Linked DNA regions of Mus musculus: region 1 is linked to region 2. A link is a loop called in an ENCODE intact Hi-C map of the cell type or tissue named here. Cell type or tissue: left cerebral cortex. All regions are shown on one strand. Each heading gives the region's core, and the rest is flanking DNA. Links, peaks and the distances in the headings are about the cores only. Region 1 overlaps Plekha2 (pleckstrin homology domain-containing, family A (phosphoinositide binding specific) member 2). Region 2 holds the start of Gm39143 (a long non-coding RNA gene).

The links. Peaks named below come from ENCODE experiments on the same cell type or tissue, not always from the same donor. Only the 100,000 strongest peaks of a DNase experiment are listed, where the experiment ranks them.
Region 1: it touches region 2 in a loop (3-fold over the local background); 7 of 42 quality-filtered maps call a loop at or near these places.

Annotation. Positions count from the first base shown.
Region 1 is chr8:25,047,321-25,057,524 of GRCm38, reverse strand. It overlaps Plekha2 (pleckstrin homology domain-containing, family A (phosphoinositide binding specific) member 2), which reads left to right. Exons shown (of 12, transcript NM_031257.3): 9 at 161-231; 10 at 5,102-5,165. Among named protein-coding and RNA genes, the nearest start is that of Htra4, 13 kb to the right of the region's middle. In left cerebral cortex, for the core only: no CTCF peak of the experiment used is centred there; DNase peaks (open chromatin) are centred at 4,609, 4,950 and 5,537; H3K4me3 peaks cover 289 bases; H3K27ac peaks cover 1,324 bases.
Region 2 is chr8:25,129,787-25,139,990 of GRCm38, reverse strand. Gm39143 (a long non-coding RNA gene) reads right to left here and starts at 10,176. Exons shown (of 3, transcript XR_870257.2): 1 at 10,018-10,176; 2 at 7,706-7,863; 3 at 7,326-7,389. In left cerebral cortex, for the core only: no CTCF peak of the experiment used is centred there; a DNase peak (open chromatin) is centred at 4,476; H3K27ac peaks cover 590 bases.

The DNA.
Region 1 (10,204 bases), core at 4,524-7,023, 84 kb after region 2:
GGAACAGAGCAGCTGCTGTATAGATTGCTTCTCTGTAATAATTATTTTGAAACCAAGTTGGTTTTAGGCAATACTCTGAGAGAGGGGTGTTGGTGGACTGGCGTGGGTCACCGGGCCATGTACCTAGCTTCATTTGCCCATCTTCTGTCTTTCCTATCAGGACAGAGAGCCTCTGCGTACCATACCGCTCAAGGATGTTCTCAAGACTCACGAGTGTCTGGTCAAGTCTGGGTAATTGCCTCTTCTTATTCATCTTGAGGAGAGCCTTGGTTTGTCATCTTGGAATTTTCATTGGTTACCCTTTTTGAGGCTCTGTTGAAGAGCCTTCCCTATAGAGCAGTGGTTCTCAGTCTGAGGGGAATCACAGTCCCTTTGGGGGGGTATCAAATGACCGTTTCATAGAGGTTGCCTAAGCCCATCAGAGAAACACAGATATTTACATTATGATTCATAAGAGTAGCAAAATTACAGTTACAAAGTAACAGTGAAAATAATTTTATGGTTGCAGTCACTGTAGCATGTATTGAAGGGTCACAGCATTAGGAAGGTACAGGACCACTGACTTAATGCCTCATAACTGCTCAGAGTTAAGGTCGCACTGGACAAAGTACCCTCTTCCCATTTGCCTACTCTTACTCCCATGATGCCTGTGTGCTGACTCAGACAGCAGAGAATGGCGCTTAGGTGCCTCTCAGGCAGTAGAGTCAGGAGTCAGGTCCTGGGTGACAGAAATGAAGGAGGCCTGACCCTTCCCCTGGCTTCACACCCTACCCTAGGCTGAATTTCTCAGGCCTTTCCTCCCTTGTTCTTGATGTGCCCATTAACATAGGGGTGACTCACAGCCTCCCTGTTGCTACCACTTGAAGGGCAGAACAAGTATTTTTAATTTGTTCCTCTTTCCGCTAGGAAAGACACCTTCTGAGAGCCCTGCGTAAGATGATCCAGGAGTTGACAGGAGAATGTCCCATCCCCGTTCCTAAATTCAGATGCTTGTGGAAGTGAATCTTAATAGAGTCCCAGCATATCTTTTTGGGCATGTGTTTATAGTCTGTCCAGACTGCGTGTTTGTATCTCTTCTTGCTGTAGGTCATAAGGGGGTCTATCAATAGTAGGGCATCCTGCTCTCCAGAGAAAGCATAGCACAGCCCTACATAAACACACATGCTATGTGATCCAGTGAAGCAGGGCAGAGATGCTGTACTAAGAGTTTCAAATGGCAGTTGGGGGGTGGGGTGAGCAGAAGACTGGGGAAGCCCCTAGGGATAATTTGTATTTTGTGAAAGTAGCCATAGATAGACATTGTCCCGAGTGTGGCTCTAGAGGGCAGAACTCAGCATGAGAGATCATGAGAGATGCCCAATTGCTCCTGACCCTGGAGGGCCCATGTAGATAGGAGGCTACTTGGACATCCGAAGGCAGCTTGGAGTGGGAGGATAATGTTCAGCCTGAGAGTCTTCTTGAAAACTCCCCTTACCTCTAACTTGACCTGCGTCCCACTGAACTTGAGTCGGGAGGTGAAGTCCGTGGGGGAAGGTTGTGGCTTTGTGGCCTCAGCTCTGTTGGGTGGTGTAGCCTCTCTGGGACCTTTGGGGGGAATTCAGGACGGTTGTAAGTAATGAAAGCTGTGCATTAGATGACATTGAAAACAGCATGCACCTGGGGCAGTGGATGGAAAGGGGACAGGACTCCCTCCTTGGTTGACTTTACCTCTTCAGTGGACTCTGGGACTTACCTGCGCTCGCATGAATAATCTAGAAGGTTAAAACATTGAGCACTATGTTAGCTGGTTTCCTATTGCTCTTCAAGACACCATGACCAGAAGGTGAACTGGGAAGGAGAGGACTTTTTTGACCTACCCTTCCATGTCACTGTTTATTATTGAAGGACGTCAGGACAGGAGCTCAAACAGGCCAGGAATCTGGAGGCAGGAGTTGAAGCAGAGGCCATGGAGGGCTGCGGCTTACTGGTTTATTCATCATGGCTTGCTCAACCTGCTTTCTTATAGAACTGAGGACCACTTGCCCAGGGGTGGCCTCAACCACAATGGGTTGGACTCTCCTCCATAAATCACTAATTAAGAAAATGCCCTACAGGCCTGCCTACAGCCCAATCTTATGGAGGCATTTTCTCAATTGAGGATTCCTCCTCTCAGATGGCTTTAGCTCGTGTCAAGTTGACAGAAAACTATTCAGCACAAGCCTGGAACAGAGCTGTCCCTACTCAGACGCTGAGCAAGTAGAAGTAATAGTTGGTAGGATGTATTTCGAGTGATCTGTGTGGTTCGAGCTGCTTCCGATGGCCTTACGGATCTGCTTAGTCAGCATCTTTTTTGTCTCTGTGTACCCTACCTTGGCTTAAGTCATGTCCCTCCTTTGCTCGGAGGGCATGTCACTCTGTTTTCATTCTCTGACATTTCTGCCTGGGACTAGCCCTTCCTTGGCACAAGACTCTTGGTTGGCATGGAATGCCGTCTGACCTGCATCTGGTCTAGCCTCCTCAGGTGCTTTCTTCTGGTGGTAATTGGGCCTCGACTCCTTAGTCCCTGTAATGACTGGATGCACACAGCTGGCCTTGGCCATAGAAGACACATTCAGTGTGTTTGGAATTATGTCAGCACCACCTGCTCCTTGCCCTGCAGGAGCCAGGAATTCGTTACTAAAACCCACACCCAAGATTAAAGCTTGTTTTTCTTTTTCTTTCTTTTCTTTTCTTCCCTTCCTTTTTGACACTGTAATGATTACAACATCTTCTCTTCCTCCTCCTCCTCTTCTTCCTCTTCCTCCTCCTCCTCCTCTTCTTCTCTCTCATTCTCTCTTTGAAGCTTATTATTTTTATTTGTTTGTTTGCTGTTAGGCACATTATCACTAAGCTACATCCTAGCTCCAGAAGCAGATTTTTTTTTAAATGAAGGAAACTAATTTTAAATTTATTTTACATTAACATACAGAGGAATAGGTTTCATTACACCAGTTTCACACATACCTTATTTTTGCTGCCCCTTGTTCCCCACTCTTTGTCCACAGTTATCCCCGTTCTGCACCCCCCCATCCCTTCACAGTTCCCTCTCTTAAAACTTTTTTGGGTCAGTTATTTGCTTATTGATTTATCATTAATACATGTGGATGCATGTGCACATGTGTGGGTGTGGAGGCCAGAAGACAACTTGTGGGAGTTGGTTCTTTCCCTCTGCCATGTCAGATGAGGTGGCAGTTAGACAGGCCCTTTACCCGCTGAGCCACCTTGCCAGCCCTCACAGTCCCCTTTCTAGTTTCACAGCCCTCTATTCCCCCCTCACATGTATGTTTACTCACGGATAAAAATTGGCATGCGAGAGAAAACACATTAGCCTTTTCCCAGCTCAATTATGTTGCTTATGCTAACAATTTCCAGGCTGGAGAGATGGCTCAGAGGTTAAGAGCACTGACTGCTTTTCCAAAGGTCCTCAGTTCAATTCCCAGCAACCACATGGTGGCTCACAACCATCTGTCATGGGATCTGATGCCTTCTTCTGGTATGTCTGAAGACAGCTACAGTGTACTTACATATAATAAATAAATCTTTAAAAAAAGATAATGATTCCCAGTTTCTTTTATTTTTACACAAACTCCATGATTTTTTTCTTTTTCCTTTTCTTTTCTTTTTAAAAAAAGATTTATTAATTTATTTTATGTATGTGAGTACACTGTAGCTGTACAGATGGTTGTGAGCCTTCATGTGGTTGTTGGGAATTGAATTTTTTAGGACCTCTGCTCACTTCAGTCAACCCTGCTCACTCGGGTCAGCCCTGCTCGCTCCGGTCAACTCCACTCCCTCAGTCCTTGCTTGATCCGGCCCAAAGACTGATTTATTTACTATACATAAGTACACTGTAGCTGTCTTCAGATGCACTAGAAGAAGGCATCAGATCCCATGACAGATGGTTGTGAGCCACCATGTGGTGGCTGGGATTTGAACTCAGGACCTTTGGAAGAGCAATCAGTGCTCTTACCCGCTGAGCAATCTTGCCAGTCCTCTTTTTTCTTTTCTTTTAAAAGTTATTTTTTTTAAATATCTATGTGTATGTAGACTATCTGTGTAAGTGTGTTCCACATATGTGCTGATACCTGTGGAGTCAGAAGAGAGTGTCAGAGGCCCTGGAACTGGAGTTACAGGAGGTTGTGACCCTTCTGATATGGGTGCTGGGAATTGAACTCAGGTCCTCTGGGAGAGCAGGAAGTACTCTTAAACGCTAAGCCAACACCTTTATTTTTCTTTACGACTAAACAAATTCTATTGCATCTCACTTATCTGCTGATGGGCCTCAAGGTTGATCCTTTTCCTTGCTATTTTGAGTAGTGCCAGTAATTGCCTGGGGTGTGCAAGCATCACCCTGGTAGGATGTAGAGTCCTTTGGGCATATGTCAGGAGTAGTATAGATGGCTCATATGATAGTTTTATTTTTAGTTTCTTGAGGAACCTTCGGACTGATTTCCATAGTGGCGGCACTAATTTACACTCCTCCCCTTAGTGAGTAAGGGTTCCTCTTTCCCTAGCCAGCATTTGTTATCTTTCTGCTGTTTCTGACTGGCGTGAGATGAAATCTCAAAATAATTTGAATTTGCATTTCTCTGATGGCTAAGGATGTGACCGGTTTCCTGGGAAGCACTTCTTAAATTCAGCTTCTGATTCTCAGTTTCTGATTCTCTTCTCAGCTCCTTGTCCCCTGGGCCAGGGCAGCAGGGCAGAGAGCAGGAACTCCGAGCTGTGGGCGGAGCAGCTGCTGGGGGGCAGGACAGGGTGGAGTAGGGAAAGTCACTGCTGGGGGCGGGGTGGGGGTGGGGTGAGGACGGGAGGAGACGGGGGGGGGGGGGGGGGCGGGGGGGGGGAGATATGGTGCTGGCTTCCTTAGAAAAGGAACATTTGGACTCAATGGGTTCTGATCTCCAGTACCTCGGACAGACATAGCATTTACAGCCGCTGAGCCTCGGGCTGCCTTATCCACAGGAAGGAGAAAGTCTTGAGTTGCATTAGTGGGTGACCGTGAAAACTGTAGGAAATAACGTGGAAAAAAAAAGTTCTCACAATGCTTAGTGTAATGGTATCTCTCTCTCTCCTTGCCTAGTGATCTCTTAATGAGGGACAACCTGTTTGAAATCATAACCACCTCCAGGACGTTCTACGTACAGGTAAATGTCCACCCCCAGACCAGCGTTTCCTCTCTGTGAATGTGAGTGGATGCCTCCGCTCCCTCCAGCACCCAGTGTCCCATCTCATTCTAAGGAGGGTGTTGGTTAGATGCTTCCCTACCCTGGGATACTACAAGCAGGTCTATCCGCTGTGCGGGAGGTGCGGGAGGATGCCAGCCTCTGTAGCAGCTGCACTGGGCTGCAGAGCTCCAACTAAGCAGAGAAAAGGAGAACTGGTGGATGGTTTCACTTCTGCTCTGGAGGGTATTTATAAGTCCCGCCTATGTATGGACATTACTGTGTGCAGACAAGACAGAAGCATAGAGGGCCCTTTGCCGGCACAGGTGCACAGGCAGCCTGCACAGAGAAAGCCATTGTTTGGCCTCTGACAGTTCCCTTACCAGGACCTTCCCCCCACCCCCAGATCTGGAGCTCTCCCAATCCCTATGAGGTCACAGCAGCTAGCAAGGCAGATTTCCAAGCAGCGCAAAGACAGCTAGAGCCAAGTCCTCCGCCTGGGCTGCCTAGAAGACCACAGAGCCAGTACAGGGAGAGGCTGATGTGAGATTCTGAGCCTTAAAATTCGCAGCTTTCCCGCGTGGGGTTTTAGGAACATCCATCTCCCTTTTTTCTCTTTCCCCTACTGAATTCCTCCCACAAAATGATGGGGCCTCTCTTCCATTTTTTTTTTTAAGTAACAGGTCTGTGTCTTCACTGTTTTCTACTTTATGCCAGCAGCCTTGCTGATAGCCTTGGGCATCCTCGAGCCATTTTCATTGAGAGAAGCATATTGTCTAGGAAGAGATGGCAGAGAGGAGGCTGGATCATGGGGAGAGGGTCACCTTGCTCTTAAATCTAAAATCCAGTTTTCTCCAGTGCTTCTTCCATTTAGATGCAAGGTCTAGCTTGTGCTTTCGAGGAAGTTTCTAGTTCTTTTTTTTTTTTTAAAGACTTATTTATTTATTATATGTAAGTACACTGTAGTTGTCTTCAGACACCTGTAATGAGGCATCAGGTCTCATTACAGATGGTTGTGAGTCACCATGTGGTTGCTGGGATTTGAACTCAGGACCTTCAGAAGAGCAGTCAGTGCTCTTAACCTCTGAGCCATCTCTCCAGCCCCAGAAGTTTCTAGTTCTTGCCGTTGATATTTGTAGGGTATAGTCAAGGGTCTAGGCATGGCCTGAGGTTGGGTACATGGAGTTAGACAGAACTGATCTTGAAGCTAAGTGTCTTAGTTAGGGTTTTACTGCTGTGAACAGACACCATGACCAAGGCAAGTCTTATAAAAAAACAACATTTAATTGGGGCTGGCTTACAGGTTCAGAGGTTCAGTCCATTATCATCAAGGTGGGAGCATGACAGCATCCAGGCAGGCATGGAGCAGGCAGAGCTGAGAGTTTTACGTCTTCATCCAAAGGCTGCTAGTGGAAGACTGACTTCCAGGCAACTAGGATGAGAGTCTTAAACCCACATAGTGACACACCTATTCCAACCAGGCCACACCTCCAGATGGTGCCACTCCCTGGTCCAAAAATATACAAACTATCACACTAAGTAATCAGGCAGCTGAAATCACATACATGACTAAAGGATTCAGGAGGAGAGGGGGCCAGGCAATGGAACGGCTCCATGGCAAGGGCCCAGGAAAGAGAATAGCTGCAAGGGAGGCTGCAATGCTATGGGCAGAGACTCACTGCCCTGCCTGCTTCCTTAGCAAGCTTATATCTGGTCCATAGAGTTGCAGGTAAGATAAGGACAGAAAGACACAGCTCTTGGACTCAGACAATTTATTTAATATTCAGAGTCTCCGTATGTGTGTAAAATGGAGATGAAAAACTCAACCCAAGCCCTTCTGATGGCCCTGAAGTCTATTTGATCCCAGGCATCATGAAGGACAGATAAGAAAAGAGCAATGCAGGACTAAACAGGCCAATGTGAAGGCCGTGGCGGACAGTCCTTCAGAAGGGCTTACCTTAGATGGATGAGGGAAAGTGACGAATTTGAGACATATGGAAGAGGTCCACTCTCGAGGACTTGAGAGTTGGTTGTGTGAAGGGGAAGGGAGAGACACATAAATCCCAGGGCTTTGGCTTGAGTTTTGCACTGGTCGGTGACAGCTAGTAGTTACTTTCTTGGTAATATGGAGGAAAAGCAGCAGCACTAGGGTGTATTGCGTACTCTTCTGTTACCATGATAAAATACCATGACCAGAAGCAACAAGGGAGAAAGGGTTTGATTTAGCATATGGTTCCACAGGGATTGAGTCCATCAGGCAGGAAATATATGCCATGGTAACAGAAACAGGAAGCAGAGATAGGAAAGGCCTATCCCTAGTAATGTGTTTCCTCCGGCAAGACTCCACCTCCTAAAAGTCCTATAACCTCCCCTAACTGTGAGTGTCACCAGTGGGGGACCGGATAACATTGGGGACCAAATGGACACCATTTCTCATTCAAACCATGCCATAGGGGTAAGTACCGAGTTTACCGTGCTTCTGGAACATCCATTAGTACACCTGGTGATGATCATTGCCTAGATGGTACTTGATATGTTAGTGCTTGCGGTGTGATCATACTCTGAAAGCTGCACAGAGGGTAGTGACTTGGAGACAAAAGGCTCAACCGAAACTGTTCAGAAGATATTCTATCATCCAAGAGGCACCAGCACTTCCCCGGGCCCTTACCAGTTCTCTATTCCTTCCCTTCTGTGCTAAAATTTCTAAGGAAGGACATTAGCATCTCCCTGAGTACATACATGAGGGAAGGTCAATCCATATGTAACACATGGGACAAAGAGAGTGGTGTGTTGGAGAAGTATGGATGAAAAGCTAGGGAACATATTTGTTGATTCACTCAGAAGTCACACTATAAACCTGTCTTAGTTAGGGTTTTACTGCTGTGAAGAGACACCATGACCAAGGCAACTCTTTTAAGAACAAAATTTAGTTGTGGCTGGCTTAGAGGTTCAAAGGTTCAGTTCATTATCATTAAGGTGGGAGCATGGCAGCATCCAGGCAGGCATGGTGCAGGAGGAGCTGAGAGTTCTCCATCTTCATCTGAAGGCCGCTAGAGAAGACTGACTTCTTAAAGGGTCTTAAAGCTCACACCCACAGTGACACACCTATTCCAACAAGGCACACCCACTCCAACAGGGTCACACCTTCTAATAGTGTCACTCCCTGGGCTGAGCATATTCAAACCATCTTAAAACCCATGACGCATTAACAAAATATCTTGTAAAATTATGATCCTTCATAATTTCAAGAGTAGTATTGCTTTCTATTTCTGTGTATCTCTTTAATGGCTGGCATAAAGGCCAACATGAATCCCGTTCTTGTTTCAGCCTGGAGTCTGTGTCCATGTGTCACTTTGAGGAGTTTGAATCTCTGGTCTTATACAGATGTGTATTTGGACGAAGAAATGATTTCAATGTGTCCATTTATGTTATTCAGGTCTGTCTCCTCTCTCTCTCTCTCTCTCTCTCTCTCTCTCTCTCTTCCTCCCCCTTCCTTGCTTTCTTCCTCCCTCCTTTCTCTCTCCCTTCCTTTCTTTCTTTCTTTCTTTCTTTCTTTCTTTCTTTCTTTCTTTCTTTCTTTCTCTCTCTCTCTCTCTTTCTCTTTCTCTCTGTCTCTCTCTCTTCCTTCCTCCTTTCCTTTCCTTTCCTTTCCTTTCCTTTCCTTTCCTTTCCTTTCCTTTCCTTTCCTTTCCTTTCCTTTCCTTTCCCTTTCTTTCTTTCTTTCTTTCTTTCTTTCTTTCTTTCTTTCTTTCTTTCTTTCTTTCTTTCTTTCTTTCTTTTTTTCTTACCAGAACTTGAAAAATAGTGATTTCTTAATATTAGGTGCAATGTGGAGTCTGGAGCCTTATCCATACATTTGCCTATGCATAGCTGGGTCCATTGATCACCATTTGAGTACATTCTTCTTACCCATAGTTTGTACTCATGCTTTGGAAAATACCCCTCTCACTGAACCGCTCTCACCGAGCTGTGCTGATCCCTGAAATGTTGACATATGTTATTATGTAATATTTTTTAAGTCACACTCATTCATATCACTAGCAGAGTCTTTGAGTATGGAAGGATGTGAGCTCATGCAATGAGAGGTGGGTTTTATGAAATTCTGTTTTGCTTTAGGAGCTCAGTGTTGGTTGTTAGCAAAAAGAAATGATGCTATTCCCTTGGTGTCACCAGCTCATTTTTGATACAAAGTCTGCTAAATACTTGCCTCTAAATAAACTAGACTCATAGTTTCTATGTCAGTGGCTTGTGTTACATAAAAATAACCACACTTCCTGGGAACGGTGGGGGAGCTCTTTTGCTTCCACAGTTTGTTCTGTAGGGCCAGAGATTTGTGTCCACTGAATGCAAGTGACTTTCTGACCCGTGTCCTCAGTCATGCATAGTATGTCTGCATGAACCTTCTGTCTATCATCAGGATCTAGGAGAGTGAGACCAGCAAGCAGGGCAAGGCAGAGAGAAGAGCTCTGGGACTGGACTCTGATGACCCTGATGTTAGATGTTTGGGCTTAGGCTTAGGCTCAAACTATAGCACTTTTCGATTCAGGAGAAGCAGCTGTGATTAATTAGGCATCTCTGAGACACTGGTGAGCAGTAGCTAGCTGGTGGTGTATCGCTTAATACTCTATAACCCTGGCCTCATCTCTAGTCTGTCCACGAGGAGACAGAATCTTCAGGCGTAAATGGACCACTTAGGATCATAAACCCAGTTTGAGAGGTACTTGGTATTCAAGCAAGACTTGCTTGTGTTCAGAATGGCCAGGCCCAGAACCTAAGCTATAGAGCAGTGGTCTTTAACCTTCCTAATGCTGCAACCCATTGATACAGTTCCTTGTGTTTGCGGTGGCATTCTTTTGTTCCTACTTCATAAGTGTAATTTTGCTACTCTTCTGAATCCTAATGTAAATATCTGATATGCAGGATATCTGATACGTGACCTCCAAAGGGGTCACGACTCACAGGATAAGAACCACTTTGTAGAGGATGCAGTGCAGTGGACACAGGGGAGTGAATATAGCCAC
Region 2 (10,204 bases), core at 3,103-5,602:
GACTCAACAAATCCATGGAAGGGATGAAGTAAAGAGTGGAGAAGGTCTTTCTCACACCTGCAAAACCAAAAAAGAAATCACCTCTTTTTAAAAGGAGGTGCTGGGGGTTAGTCTAATCCTTAGAACATGGCTCACTTACTAATTCTTTGCTAAAATAATGCAAGAGACAGACAGACAGACGGTCTCACCAGCTCTTTGGCCTCTCTTGCCTTAGATAGTTATCTGCCGCACTCAGGTGAAGGAAAGGAGAGCAGGACTCCTCCAGGCACACTGCCAGGAATGTCTTAGTCACTGACGTCCTTGTAAATGTGGACCAATAAAGCCACCAGGGGTTGTGTTGGGAGGGCCAGGTCTGTGGGGTGAGGGTGCCCTGGGGAGCCCTCCTGTTGGGCATGTATGCACTTTGGTTACTGCAGGCTGCTCAGAACAAAGGAGCTATGGCAGAGACCCGCAAAGCTCGTCGTGGGAGGGAGTTGCCTAACAGTGCTGTACCTAAATAAAGAAGGCCACCGTGTGCCTGTGACTGTGCCACAGAGCCTGATAGTCTGCATTTTCACCAGGCAGAGGGAGGACAGGGGTGGATACAGACTCTGCTGTCACCCGAGGGACAACTTCCAGAAGAGCTCGCATGAATCATCCAGCACACAGGCACACTTGCGACAATTTATATATGGGTGCTGGGGGTGGCCAGATGTCAGCTCGCAAAAGCTGAAATGTTAGGTGCGGAGTTGTTGGACCCCATGTGTCTAATCCTGTCCTTTATTGTGGATGTGTAATTATTTTTCTTCTGCATGTGTATATTGTGGTGTGTGTGTGTGTGTGTGTGTGTGTGTGTGTGTGTGTGTGTGTAGGCACACATAAAGGTCAGAGGACAACCTTGGGTATCAGTCCTTGTCTTCTACCTTGTTTTGAAGCGGGGCCTCTCTTATTTTATCCACCGTTCTATGTTCTCCAGGCGAGTTGGCCTGTGGACTTCCCGGGGATGCTCTGTCTCCAACTCCCATCTTGCCCCAGGACAGGTGCATGCTACCATTTCCGTTTTGACCTGGGTTCCAGACATGAGAAAGAACTCAGGTTGTCAGGCCTGTGGGACAAATGTTTTACCTGCTAAACCATCTCCTCAGCTCCTTTATTACAGATTCTTTTAGCTCCTTCTATGTGAAACTTTCAGTAAATTTCCTCAAGATGAGCTATCACTAATTCAAGAAGAAGAGGAAGAAAGAAGGAGGAGGAGGAAGAGGAGGAGGAGGAGGAAGAGGAGGAGGAGGAGGAGGAGGAGGAGGAGGAGGAGGAGGAGAAGAAGAAGAAGAACCAGAAACTGGGGCTGGTGAGATGACTCATCAGGTAAGAGCACTGACTGCTCTTCCGAAGGTCCTGAGTTCAAATCCCAGCAACCACATGGTGGCTCACAACCACCTGTAATGAGATCTGATACCCTCTTCTGGTGAATCTGAAGACAGCTACAGTGTACTTAGATATAATAATAAATAAATCTTTTTTTTTTAAAGAAGAACCAACCAACCAAAAATCAAAAACAAAATTCATATTATTTTAGGGGTGTGGCTAATATTAGTAGCTAATGAAAGAAAAAAGATAATTGGATATGGCCACAGATGTAAACTAACATCAGATCTGCTATACCATCAAAATGGGAATCTAAATGTCCTCCACATGCCCGTGTATTGACTGCTTGGTCTAGTGTAGCACTCTTTGGAGGTGGTAGAACCTTAAGAAAGTAGGAGGTAGAGCCTTGTAGAAGGAACTTAGGCCATTAAGGTATAACTTTGAATGGAACGTTGGGACCTTGGCCTCTTTTCTGACTGCCACAGGATGAGCAGACCTCTCTGCGGCACTCCCACCCTCTGCAAGATGTACAGGGCCCTGGAACAATGGGGCTGAGTGACCACAGACTCAGAAACAGTGAGCAAACCGACCTTCCCATTGTTGTCTATCTCAGATGTTTTGTAAGAGTAACAGAAAGCCAATGAACACAAAATCCTTCCCACAGCTGTTTTAGTTTTTTAAAACCAAGCATTTTTGGCTCCAGGAAGCAGAGTGAATTTGTGTTTATAGCTGATATTTGGAGCAAAGAGTTGGAGCCCAGCCCTCCCTCCCTCGGCCTGCTCCTCCTCATTTGGTACCTGTTTTAGAGGCAGGAGATGGTGGTAGGAGGGGAATTGATTTGACAGTCAGTGCCAGTTCTGACTTGCAGATAAAGGGAAGAACTGTGTGGAGCACTCAGAGGCCCTGGAGTGTTTGATTTGCAGCACCAAGATGGACAACAAGGATCTCACGCCGACGCACTGAGCCACAGGGCCAAGGCTATGGAACCAAGTTCTCCCCGGTCTTTGGAGCTACAGATTCCAAGCCTTCAAGAAAGAACAATCGAGCTGGGCACACACCTTTAATCCCAGCACTCGGAAGGCAGAGGCAGGCGGATTTCTGAGTTCGAGGCCAGCCTGGTCTACAAAGTGAGTTCCAGGACAGCCAGGGCTCACAGAGAAACCCTGTCTTGAAAAAAAAAAACAAAAACAAAAACAGAAAAGAAAAGAAAAGAAAAGAAAAGAAAAGAAAGAAAAGAAAAGGAAGAACTATTGAGCCAGGATGGAAGACCTCCCTTCCTCCATCTTAAAAGACTCAGGGTCCATGGCTATCTCCACTCAGATGTAATGTAAGGGCAGATCACGAGGGGCTGTAGCTATGGGAGTCTGGACTCCATATAATGTGGTGTTTTGTCCATATGAAATATCTTACTGTGATCTAAAAATCTAAACTCCATCAGCTAATCAAGCCACAGATGTTTGGTACAGTTTTGCTGTCAACGAAATGCCCTGTTCTGAAGACATTGTCTTTTTGTGTTGAGCTGGGTTATAATCAGAAATAAATGTATAGAGACATGAGCCTAATGACTCAGGCCTAGAATGCTGGCTACCAGGGGGGCTGAGGCAGGAGGATTGCAAGTTCAAGGCTAATGCAGATGTTGCAAAGGGCTGGAGTTTCAGCTCAGTGGTGGGCAGGACCTGCTTAGCTTGTGCCAAGGCCAAGCATTTGTGATTAGTTCCTTGCTGATAAAGCAGCAGGCAGCAGGCACCGTGGACTTGTTCCAAAGACTTCCATCATTGATATTGAAGGTTAGTATAGGCAGAGTCACAAATGAAGGTGAACTTAGACAATGAGAATGATTGCCAGGCAGTTACGTGAGGCCCCAGTCTGCAAGCATAACAGAATATCATTAACAGTGTCAGGGATTAGTTCTTGCCCATGAGATGGGTCTCAAGTTGGGCCAGTCATTGGTTGGCCATCCCTCAGTCTCGGCTCTGTCTTTGTCCCTGCAATTCTTATAGGCAGGACAAATTTGGCCTCGAAGGTTTTGAGGGTGGATTGGTGTCCTTATCCCTCCACTGGGAGTCCTGCCTGGCTACAGGAGGTGGCCACTTCAGGCTCCATATCCCCCAAGACTAGGAGGCTCAACTAGATTCACCCTCATAGGCTCACTGGAGCCTGCCACATCCCAGGTCCTAGAGAGTTCCTCCCCACCCCAGGAGCTAATTAAAACAGATGCGGAGACCCATAGCTAAACATTAGATGGAATTCAGGGAGTCTTGTGGAAGAGTTGGGGGAAGGATTGAGGGACCCAGAGGGGACAGGGACTCCATAAGAAGACCAACAGAGTCAACTAACCTGGACCCTTGGGGGCTCCCAGGGGTTGAACCACCAACCAAAGAGCATAATGGGCTGGACCTAGGCCCCCTGCACCTATGTAGCAAATGTGCAACTTGGTCTTCATGCAGGTCCTCCAATAACTGGAGCAGAGACTCTCCCTGACTCCATTGCCTGCCTGTGGATCCTGTTCTCCTAACTGAGCTGCCTTGTCTGGCTTCAGCAGGAGAGGATGCAGTCCCATCTGTGCCTGTGATGGAGATTAGTAATGACAGTGCCGACAGCCCAAGGACAGGCAGGTCTGTTCTGTGTGTCCCCTGACACTTGCACCATAAACATCGGCCCCCTTCTCCTTTGCAAGAACTGCCCCCACGTAGTGTAGGCTAAACATGCGAAACGAGCAAGGCATCTCTGTGCAGCAAAGTGTCCCAATCTCTGTGCCAGCTTGAAGGGAGTACCTATTAAGTGGAGGTCATGAGCACACGACTAAGCTGCTGTCCAGAACCAAAGGGCAGTGATGGAGGTCTGCCTGGTTGCAGCTTACCCTGGGCTTACACGATCGCTCGTCTTCCCAAGTAATTATTCCAGCCTCACTTCTAACCTCACCTTCCCCAGAAGACAGTCAAGTCTCTCCTGTCACCTACTGACACTGTAAATGCGAGATTCTTTCATGTGTTGGTTATTTTCCACGCTCAAGTGTGATTCACGGGTAGGAGGCCATCTGTCTCTGGTATGTCCCTAAGCCTTAGATGAGGGCATGAAGGGATAATAAGAGCCTGAAATAAGAGGCAGAGGTGGGAGGAGGGGAGGAGACTTGCAGCCGAGGGGATTGGTGTCGTGTGGTGCCTTGCAGGGTGTGGGTGGTGAGAGAGGAGGAGGGAAAGAGACATTTGGGTCTCTTGCTTGGGCAGCTGGCTGTGTCTGCACAGAATTGGGAATTCGAGAGAGCCGGGTTTATGGGGTCTAGCCAGGGATGTCAGTATCAGGTATGTTTTGTTTTGTTTTGTTTTGTTTTGTTTTGTTTTGTTTTTCTGAGACAGGGTTTCTCTGTGTAGCCCTGGCTGTCCTGGAACTCACTCTGTAGACCAGGCTGGCCTCGAACTCATTTGGGAACATCCCAAAGTAGGAGACATGAGACAGTATGCTGGAGCATTTCTATCAACTGGACAGAGCTAAAGTCATCTGAGCGGAGAGAACCTTCAGTAAGAAAATTCCTCCATGAGATTCGCCTGTTAAGACATTTTATAAATTAGTGATTGATAGGGGTAGGGGCCAGCTCATTGTGAGTGGAGCCATCCCTGGGCTGTGGTCCTGGGTTCTATAAGAAAGCAGGCTGAAAGCAGATGCCCTCCCACCTCCATGGCCTCTGCATCAGCTCCTGCCTCTGGATTCCTGCCCTGTTTGAGTTCCTGTCCTGACTTCTTTTAGTGACGAACTATGATATGGAAGTCAAATCAACCCCTTCCTCTCCAAGTTGCTTTTGGTTATGGTGTTTCATCACAGCAATAGAAACCCTAAGAAAGCCGGGCGTGGTGGCACACGCCTTTAATCCCAGCACTTGGGAGGCAGAGGCAGGCGGATTTCTGAGTTCGAGGCCAGCCTTGTCTACAGAGTGAGTTCCAGGACAGCCAGGACTATACAGAGAAACCATGTCTCAAAAAACAAAACAAAACAAACAAACAAACAAAACCCTAAGAAGCTGATACCAGCATAGTGGGGTATTGCTGTGAGAGACCTAGTCATGTTTGGGGAGGATTGTGGAAGGACCTTGGAACTTTGGGCTAGAAAAGCCACTGAGAGAGAATTCAAAGCTTGGTGAGCTATTCTGTGGGAGCTGGGAAGAAAAGAATGTGGAAAGCCCTGCAGACAATGGAGGCCTGGGTTGTGAGTTCCAGAGGGAAGTTTGAGAGTCACTTAAAGACTTATAGGGTATGTTTGGTATTTTGAGTTGAGAATCTGTGGTTTTGGTTAACTGAGGCTGAAGAATCAGCTGTGGGTAACAAGAGACTAGAATCACAGAAGTAAATAAAACCCTTGCTTTACTGGGATAGTTGATGCCTGTCAGCCGGAGCTAAGAAATTAGCAATGATTGAGAAGAATCCACCATCACTGAGGTGAAATCTGGGAAGTGTTTCCTCAGGGTCAGCACGCAGAAGCTGTGTTCCAGAGGCAACCAAAGTTGTACCTTTGTGCTGGAAGCTGAACTTTATAGCATAAGAGTCTCCCAGGTGTATGGGTTTTGAAGGCATGAAGGGGTCATGGAGGGCAGCTGATGCTTGACATTGTGTGGCAGGGTTGCAATCCATGAAGAAAGACCAAGAGAGGCTATTGGTGGAAGTATAGCCCAGGTGCACGAGTCCCCAGCATTTTGGAGATTCATGTATCATAGGCTGACCGCCCAGAAGAGCAGCAGGGGTGGAATGGAGCCTGCCAGAGTTTAGATGACAAGCTGTGTGTGCTGCAGAGGGCGGAGCTGGAGAAGTGACCCAAGGTCCTTGGAGGAGTCCAGAAGACAGTGAGTGAATCCCAGCTATTGGACATGGAGTTATATACACTACACTGTTGGAGTTTGCTTTGAGCTGATTATAACTGTGTCCTGGTTCTTCCCTCTTGAAGAAGTGTATTTAGCTTTTTTTTTTTTTAAGAGTCCGTAGTTGAGAGACTGAATTTTAAAAGAGATTTTAGATTTTTTAAAAGAGACTTAAGTTTTTAAAGAGATTTAATTTAATTTTAAAGTGTTTGAAAATGTAAGGACTGTGGGATTTTTTTCAAATTTGTAAAATGTTTTATATTGTAGTGTTGCTAATGTGTGATCTTGGGAATGAACAAGAAAGGACAGCTTGTTGCTTAACAGTGATAGGTTTGTGTGTCAAGTTGACAAGGGGTCAGCTTGACACAGACTAGACTCATCAGAGAGGAGGGAACCTCAAATAAGACATGCCTCTAAAAAATCAGGCTGTGGGCAAGCCAGGAGGGCATTTTCTAAATTAGTGATTGGTGGGGGAGGGTCCAGCCCACTGTGGGCGGTGCCATTCCTTGGGCAGGTGGTCCTGGGTTCTATAAGAAAGCAGTCTAAGCACGCCATGAGGAGCAAGCCAGTAAGCAGCACCCCTCCATGGCCTCTGCGTCAGCTCCTGCCTCCAGGTTCCTTCTTGTTTGAGTTTCTGTCCCGACTTCCTCCAATAATGGACCATGATATGGACGTGTAAGCCGAATAAACTCTCTCCTCCCCAACCCGGTTTTGGTCACGGTGTCTCCTCAAAGCAATAAAACCCCTGACTAAGACGGTGAGATGGGCTGACTAGAGTATAGGAAAAGACTCAGGTTTAGCAGTCATCAGAGAGTGATCAGCAAGAGGACATGGGGAAGAGGGGGAGTTACGTCTGCAGCTGGTCTTTGCTACTTTGTGGGTTCTTTTTCCTACCCTCTCTTCCCCCCTCCCAGGTTCACCCCCAGTCACTAGATAGGAGGAGAAAGGCAGAGACAGAGAGATCCCTGAATCTCATCTCTTTCCTTTTGTTTATTCTTTGAGCATGGCTACTAACGAACCACAACCAGCCTCCGTGGGCTCTAACATTTCTCTACCCTCTGAGAAAGTTTCCAGCTTTCCAAACGTCACAGAATCGCAGACACCATCTGCAGCTGGCAAAAACCACGCCTCTGCTAACGTATGATGCAAATCACAGTCAGCTGCTATGGACGGTTGGAAGCAGCCCCACAACCCCACACCTGGAATTAAAACGAAAGTACATTTTTATAATATGTATGGCTTTTTAAAAAAGAAACCAAAATTCCAGAATTCTCATTACAGCTGTCTCTCCATGTCCATGGCTGGTACTAAACCTCTGGGGTGCTCTGTTTTTTTTGTTTTTTTTTTTTGTTTTTTTAGTAGTTTCCCTAGTCATGACCTGTGCAGGAGCCCCAAAAAGCAGCCACTAAAGCACAGTTTGCAGAGGCCTCAAGACACTTCCCCTCCCCTGGCCTCTGGAAGGAAAAGAAAAGGCCCAGCCTTGGGGCCAGGGAGTACGTGCTGACGGCTGCTCACCTTGGGCCTGGGGCGGAGAATCTCCTCAATACAATGTGTGCAGGAGAGCCAGGAGCCAAGCTTCTCCCAATACACAGGGTTCACTTGGAAGACTGTTCCTTGCCAAAGCACAGGACACTCAACACAATCTTCAGGCCAGCAGGGATGGCCCTGTGCTGCTGATGAAGAGGATGTATTTTCAATATCAATAGATTAAATTTATTAATAAAGAAAGAAGATTAGAAACTTAAAAAATCAGTGAATGATCCAGTGGAGGGGTCTGTTCAGCTACACCACTGGCTCATCCCCAGTGACTGAGGCCTGAGGGCTTCAGTGAGTGCTTGAGACTGAGGCTTGCATGGTAACTCCAGAGTCTGACATCTGTGAGGGGATTGAGAGGTCCTTTCAGGCTGCTCCCCAACCCTGGGTTACAATATTCAGGTCTTTGTACTTGCTGTTCTCTTGTGGCCACCCCATGATGATCCCATGGCTGTCCTGTCCAATTTTGTGTCAAACATCACCTTCTCAGTGGCAACATTTCTTTTTTTCTTTTCTTTCTTTCTTTCTTTTTTTTTTTTTTTTTTTGGTTTTTGGAGACAGTGTTTCTCTATGTAACCCTGGCTGTCCTGGAACTCACTTTGTAGACCAGGCTGGCCTCGAACTCAGAAATCTGCCTGCCTCTGCTTCCCGAGTGCTGGGATTAAAGGTGTGCACCACCACCACCTGGCTCTTTTTTTGTTGTTGTTGTTTTTAATGTAGTGTGTCATGATGCAGTCTGGGCTCGCTCAATCTTGTGATACCTCTGTTTTAACTTCCCGAGTGCTGGGAACCGGCTACCTTTTCTAAAGCTTCTCGTTCTGTCCCCCGTTTCCTGCTGTGTTTTTCCGAAAATTTAAGCACTGAGTGTTTTCTAATAGTCTGCAGACATCCATCTTTTCGTTACTATAACAAATGCCGGAGGTGATCAACTTATGAAGAGCTAAGGGTCCCTTCTCCTCATCCTTCAGGAGACTTCTGCGCATGATCTGTGTCTCTCCCTGTTGCTTTTAGCACATCATGACACGGGGTGTGGTAAACTAAAGACACTCATGGCCCAGAACTGAAAGAAACAACAGAAGGGAAAAGCCCAGAGTCCCAGCATACTCTTGAAGAGCATAGCCTGGTGGCTTACAACCTCTCACCCCTGGTTTTAAAAGGAAATAAAACTTGAGACCTGTGATTCATGTAATGTATGTCAAATAGCCCAAAGAGCCCAAAGAGTTGTTTGTGAGCTTTGAAACCTGGGGCTGAGAACATAGCAGAACAGACCAGGACATGCCCGGGCAGGCCCATCGCCTCCTTATCTCCCACTCCTCTGACCTAAGTTAAATATTAACAGGCTGCTGATGTTTAAATGGACCAATCATGTGAAACCGCACCAATTCCTCCCCCAGTCCCACTCCTTTTCTATAAAAACCCCTAGCTTCCAAGCCTCATGGTCGATTCTACTGTCTCCTGTGTGAGATTCGTTTCGACCCGGAGCTCTGTCATTAAAATACCTCATGTTGTTACATCAAGGTGTTGTGTTCTATTCGTGATTCTTGGGTGCATGCCGAATCGGGAGTTGAGTGGGGATTTCCCCACTAGGTTCTTTCATTTCGAGGTCCTACCGAGATCTACGTGACACCCAGGAACCCTGAAGGACCCCTTGGAGGTGCATTTGTTTGTGTGAGTCTTGTATGTTGTCTGTTGTCTAAGTGTCTAAGTGTGGCACTGCTAAATTTGTGTCTTAGTTTTTCAGTTCTGAGATTGTGGGTTTGAGCCCCACCTGTGTTACCAGTTCTGGTATTCTGTATTCTGGCAGCTGCCACTGTGGACCGTAAGGACCCTAGTGGCTGTGGGAAGATGACGGTCTATTTCCCCACAGGCTGCACCACTAGAAGACATTCCGAGGGAGATCCTGGAGTGCCTGGGGTACGGAACAGTCAGGAGGACCTGGCTGTTGCTTTGGCAGAGTGAAGAAGAGTGAGTGCTCTTCCTGCCAGAGGAGTGGACGCGGAATCCCACTCCATCAGAGGTAGCATTTGGCTGGTTGTATAAGTCCAGACGTGGACGAGTGTGTTTGGATGTCTTAGTGTTTTCCGTCTCTGTCATTGTGTTGTGTTTATTCTTATTCTTCACTATGGGACAGACCATGTCTACTCTATCTTTTACTAAGGACCATTGGACAGATGTTAGGGCTAGAGGACGAAATTTGTCAGTAATAGTGAAGAAAAAGCCATGGATGACTTTCTGTTCCTCGGAATGGCCTGTTTTTGGAGTAGGTTGACCACCAGAAGGAACTTTTTACTTACCCACCAGAAGGGCTGTGAAGACCATTGTTTTTCAGGAAGGGCCAGGGTTGCATCCAGACCAGCAACCGTACATCACGGTATGGGAGGACTTGGCACGCTACCCACCCCTGTGGGTTTGCCCATTCCTCCAGCCTCTCCGCCCTTGCACCAAGATCCTAGCCATCGAGAAAATGGTGAGAAAGAGAAA